2 separate regions of the Homo sapiens genome follow, and region 2 is linked to region 1. Evidence: read pairs that join two places in POLR2A ChIA-PET (ENCODE). Cell type or tissue: MCF 10A. All regions are shown on one strand. Each heading gives the region's core, and the rest is flanking DNA. Links, peaks and the distances in the headings are about the cores only.

Region 1 (2,923 bases), core at 156-2,655:
GAAATGGATTCAGACTAGAAAGACAGGTGACAGCATTGCTCTGATTGTTACCAATGCACCAGGCGCTTGGTCTAGGTTCCACTGCTTGCCGCACATAAAGCCAATCACTGAGATGACAAGTACTGCCAGGAAAGAAGGCTTTAATCGGGTATTGCAGCTGAAGAGATAGGAGAGCAGTCTCAAATCCATCTCCCTGACCAACTAAAATTGGGGGTTTATGTAGTGGGGAAGGAATGTAGCTACATGTGGGTAAACAGGAATTAGGGAGGGGTAGGGAAGAAGAGTTGGCCATCAAAAAGCAGGTGGTTGGTTAGGCAATCATGATGGGTGAGAGGTCTGGCAACTCATTGTCCAGATGCAGTGTTCTGGTGAGTTTCAGCTCCTTGATACTATCTGGGAGGCCTGATGGTTGGTTTCCTGAGAAAAGGACTCAGATAGGACAAATGTAACTTTCTTAAGTTTTAAGACTGGGACGGTCAATTTCTATGTTTCTTGAAAAGAAACCAAAAACATAAGTTCTACAGGACAATTGGGCAAGTTTCACCATGAGCCTGTGATCTCCACCCTCAGCACAAAAAGCTTTCTCAGGATCATTCAGGATATAACTATCTGGAAAGAGGTTAGTGTCCTCCAAAGGGAAGGAATCTCTGGGCACTGAGTCACAATGCATAGGATACAGACCTTGTCCAGTCATAGAAGCATGCCCTATGTTAGACGCTCAATGAGATTTCAGAAGCTTTGCGGAGAAATTAGGCTTAATAACCTGGTCTTGGTGATCCTGGTGACTACAGTACAGTCAATAATCTCCCTCACCTCTTTTCTGCCCTTGTCAGTATGAGCATGTGCTTCTATTGTCTTCCTTTGATTAGTCTTGTACAATGGAAGCTTCCTAGGAGAGGCTTGTGTCTGTCCTATTCCCCCAGTCAGACTGGGAGTTCCCCAAAGGCAGATGCTACTTCTCCTAGGATAATGTCACTAGTCCACACTCTCCCTAATCCTCTCCTGCTACAACATCCAATGCCAGGCTTTGTCCAGAGGAAGTGCTCATTAAAGGCCATTATTTATGGGGTCAAACAATGCTCATCTTGAAGACTGATTCTGGAAGGAAAAAAGGGTTTTTCTCTTGATGAAAAATAGGGAAATCAGACTGACTAACCTATCACATTTCTCTAGCATTTTTACTTCCAAAAGTCCTCTATTGTATTTTTAAATCCTTATAACCACCCTGTGAGGGAGTTCTACAGATGGGAAAATGGAGGCTTTGTAATAATGGAGGTGACATGACTCACCCTGAGTCATGCAAGGGGTGAGTAAGCAGAGAAGCTGGGAGTAGAAGCAAGGCCACCAGCTCCAAGCCTCTGAGCCTTTTCACTAATCCATCTGCACAGCGTGAAATATTTTTCATAGCACACTGACATACATCATCACATCTCATGCAATGGGAAGGCTGGTATTTTGCTTATTTTACAAATTAGGAAAATAGACCCAGAAGGTAAACTATTTGTTCACAATCACATTGCAGATGACAAAACAGGACTGTACGCTCAAGTCCAGTTTCCTAATTCAGTGCTTTTTTTTTTTTTTTTTTTTTTACTGTACACAGACTCTTGATAACTTACTGTTTTTCTACAGAACCCCTGAATGATAGCAACATGCCTTCCTGTCATCTTATGCAACCAGCTCCTGGTCAAAGGCACCATCTCCCACTGTGGACCTTCTCCAGGACTTCCCAATTAAATCCAAAACCAGGCACATCGGCCAGAGCCTGTCTCTCTTAAGAGTACCTACCCTAATCCCCAAACTACACCTAACTAGAGTAGGAGAGCAAGACCATACCTTGTGATATGGTTTGGCTGTGTCCCCAACCAAATCTCAACTTGAATTGTATCTCCCAGAATTCCTACATGTTGTGGGGAGACCCAAAGGAAGGTAAGTGAATTATGGGGCCAGTCTTTCCCCTGCTATTCTCATTATAGTGAATAAGTCTCACGAGATTTGATTGATTTATCAGGGGTTTCCACTTTTGCTTCTCCCTCTTTTTTTTTTTTTTTTTTTGAGATGGAGTCTCACACTGTTGCCCAGGCTGGAGTGCAGTGGCGTGATCTCGGCTCACTGCAAGCTCCACCTCCCAGGTTCACGCCATTCTCCTGCCTCAGCCTCCCGAGTAGCTGGGGCTACCGGCACCCACCACCACGCCTGGCTAAATTTTTTGTATTTTTTAGTAGAGACGGGGTTTCACCGTGTTAGCCAGGATGGTCTCGATCTCCTGACCTCGTGATCTGCCCGCCTCAGCCTCCCAAAGTGCTGGGATTACAGGCATGAGCCACCACACCCAGCCACTTCTCCCTCATTTTCTCTTGCTGCATTTGCCTGCCACCATGATTCTGAGGCCTCCCCAGCTATGTGGCACTGTAAGTCTAATTAATCCTCTTTTTCATCCCAGTCTCAGGTATGTCTTTATCAGCAGCATGAAAACGGACTAATACAGTAAATTGGTACCAGTAGAGTGGGGTGTTGCTGAAAAGATACCCGAAAATGTGGAAGCAACTTTAGAACTGGGTAACAGGCAGAGGTTGGAACAGTTTGGAGGGCTCAGAAGAAGACAGGAAAATGTGGGAAAGTTTGGAACTTCCTAGAGACTTGATGAATGGCTTTGCCCAAAATGCTGATAGTGATATGGACAATAAGATCCAGACTGAGGTGGTCTCAGGTGGAGATGAGGAACTTGTTGGGGACTGGAGCAAAGGTGACTCTTGTTATGTTTTAGCAAAGGGACTGCTGGTATATTGCCCCTGCCCTAGTGATTTGTGGAACTTTGAACTTGAGAGAGATGATTTAGGGTATCTGGGGGAAGAAATTTCTAAGCAGTAAAGCATTCAAGATGTGACTTGGATACTGTTAAAGGCATTCAGTTTTAAAAGGG
Region 2 (2,923 bases), core at 312-2,811, 68 kb before region 1:
GGATATAAGGGGTTTTCCTAAAAGTTTGAAAGTTTTGCCTTTCACACTTAAGACAAATGACTTAAGCTTTTATTTTATCTGAAGCTTCTTGTTTACATGTGATATGAGGGAGAAAAAAAATCACTTTATCTCTACAAATAATCAAATATCCCAGAACCAGTTATTGAGTGGTCCTTCCTTACCCTAGTGACCTGTGATGCTACCTTTATTCTTCATATTTCCTGATATACGGATCTGTTTCTCTTCAGTTCCATCTGTCAATTTGTCTATCCTGAATCAATACCATATTGTCCCAATTATTAGGTTATAAGAAGTCTTAATTTCTGTCAGAGAATATCCTTTCACTTAATTTTTCTTCATTCGTTTCTTCCTTCGCAATCCTTACAACTATTTCTTTTTTCTCTCTTACTGTATTGGTTAGGAATTTGAACAAAATATTGACTTGAAGCTATGACAGTGAACATTGTCTTGTTCTCAATTTTTTTTTCTTTTTTTTTTATTATACTTTAAGTTTTAGGGTACATGTGCACATTGTGCAGGTTAGTTACATATGTATACATGTGCCATGCTGGTGCACTGCACCCACTAACTCGTCATCTAGCATTAGATATATCTCCCGATGCTATCCCCGCCCCCTCCCACCACCCCACAACAGTCCCCAGAGTGTGATATTCCCCTTCCTGTGACCATGTGATCTCACTGTTCAGTTCCCACCTATGAGTGAGAATATGCGGTGTTTGGTTTTTTGTTCTTGCGATAGTTTACTGAGAATGATGATTTCCAATTTCATCCATGTCCCTACAAAGGACATGAACTCATCATTTTTTATGGCTGCATAGTATTCCATGGTGTATATGTGCCACATTTTCTTAATCCAGTCTATCATTGTTGGACATCTGGGTTGGTTCCAAGTCTTTGCTATTGTGAATAATGCCGCAATAAACATACGTGTGCATGTGTCTTTATAGCAGCATGATTTATAATCCTTTGGGTATATACCCAGTAATGGGATGGCTGGGTCAAATGGTATTTCTAGTTCTAGATCCCTGAGGAATCGCCACACTGACTTCCACAATGGTTGAACTAGTTTACAGTCCCACCAACAGTGTAAAAGTGTTCCTATTTCTCCACATCCTCTCCAGCACCTGTTGTTTCCTGACTTTTTAATGATTGCCATTCTAACTGATGTGAGATGGTATCTCATTGTGGTTTTGATTTGCATTTCTCTGATGGCCAGTGATGATGAGCATTTTTTCATGTGTTTTTTGGCTGCATAAATGTCTTGTTTAGAGAAGTGTCTGTTCATGTCCTTCGCCCACTTTTTGATGGGGTTGTTTGTTTTTTTCTTGTAAATTTGTTTGTGTTCATTGTAGATTCTGGATATTAGCCCTTTGTCAGACGAGTAGGTTGCAAAAATTTTCTCCCATTTTGTAGGTTGCCTGTTCACTCTGATGGTAGTTTCTTGTCTTGTTCTCAATTTTAAATAAAATGTTCTTAAAATATCCCCCCATTACAATGATGTTTTCAGAAGATTTTTAGTAGATATTCCTTATCAAATTAAGGACATCCCTTTTTATTCCTAATTTGCTAAGAGCTTTTATCAGGAAATGTTTTTGACTTTTTGCCTTCTCTGCATCTTTAATTATACGGATTATTTCCTTTCATCTGTTAATGTAATAAATCAGATTTATAAATTTTCTAATATTAAACCACCTGTATATTCTTGGAATAAATTCAACTTTATTATGACACATTACCTTTTCTGTACATTATGAATTCTTATTTACTCTTTTTTGGTTATAAATTTTTCATCCATCCTCATGAGTGAGGTTAACCTATAATTTTACTTTTCTACACCATGCTTATGTGTTTTGGTTTTGTGATTTTACTGATCTTACAGAATGAATTGAGAATATTCCTTCTTTCTCTATTACCTGAAAAACTTTACATATAAAAACTTTTTATATAAAACTTTATATAAGACTAGAATAATATATATCTTGAAAATTTGGTAGCACTCATCTATAAAATCACCTGGTACTTACATTTTCTTCATTAGAAGTTATATGCCACTTCAATTATTAACAATTATAGGGCAATAAGTTTTTCTATTATTTTAATTGAGTCGTTTATCTCCCCTAGGAATTTTATTATTTGGTCTAAGTTTTCAAACATACTGCTCTAAATGCTTAATTTTCTCTTACTGTCTTCTAAAACTCTATTATATTTGTAGAACTGCCTTGATTTAGGCCTAACGTTGTTTGGTCTGAGCCTTCTCACCAAAGTTTTATCATTTTTGTGAGTCTTTTCAAACAATCAACTTTTGATATTGCTAATCTTGCCTGTGTATTTTTTTAAATCTTTAATTTCTACTTTCATCTTTAGCTTCCTCCTACTTTTAAATAATTTGTTTTTTTAAACTATCATTGAATGCTTGTTATTTTTAAATCTTTCTTCTTTGATATCTTAAATTTCCATCTAAGTAATGTCTTAGCCTCATCCCACAACTTTTTTTCATTTTGTTTTTGTTTTTGAGACAGGGTTGCACTCTGTAATCCATGCTGGAGTACAGTGACATGATATCTGCCCATTGCAGCCTCAATATCCCAGGCTCAAGTGATCCTCCCACCTCAGCCTACTGAGTAGCTGGGACTATAGGCACATGCCACCACACCAAACTAATTTTGTTTTGTTTTGTTTTGTTTTTTTCTCCTGCTTTTATTTTTTTTTTATTTTCCTAAGTTCCAGGATACATGTGCAGAATGTGCAGGTTTGTCACATAGGTATACCTGTGCCATGGTGGTTTGCTGCACCTATTAACCTGTCACCTAGGTTTTAAGCCTTGCACACATTAGCTATTTGTCCTGATATTCTCCCTCCCCTTGTCCCCCACCCCCAACAGGCCCCGGTGTATGATGGTCCC

Evidence for each region. ChIA-PET counts read pairs that join two places held together with the same protein. Peaks named below come from ENCODE experiments on the same cell type or tissue, not always from the same donor. Only the 100,000 strongest peaks of a DNase experiment are listed, where the experiment ranks them.
Region 2: POLR2A ChIA-PET joins it to region 1 with 5 read pairs; 2 of 35 experiments call an interaction of 5 or more read pairs at or near these places.

The regions. Positions count from the first base shown.
Region 1 is chr1:211,035,923-211,038,845 of GRCh38, forward strand. All of the region lies in intron 5 of KCNH1 (potassium voltage-gated channel subfamily H member 1), which reads right to left. Among named protein-coding and RNA genes, the nearest start is that of KCNH1-IT1, 96 kb to the right of the region's middle. In MCF 10A, for the core only: no CTCF peak of the experiment used is centred there; a DNase peak (open chromatin) is centred at 1,319.
Region 2 is chr1:210,967,382-210,970,304 of GRCh38, forward strand. The region is part of intron 6 of KCNH1 (potassium voltage-gated channel subfamily H member 1); the gene reads right to left. Among named protein-coding and RNA genes, the nearest start is that of KCNH1-IT1, 160 kb to the right of the region's middle. In MCF 10A, for the core only: no CTCF peak of the experiment used is centred there; no DNase peak of the experiment used is centred there.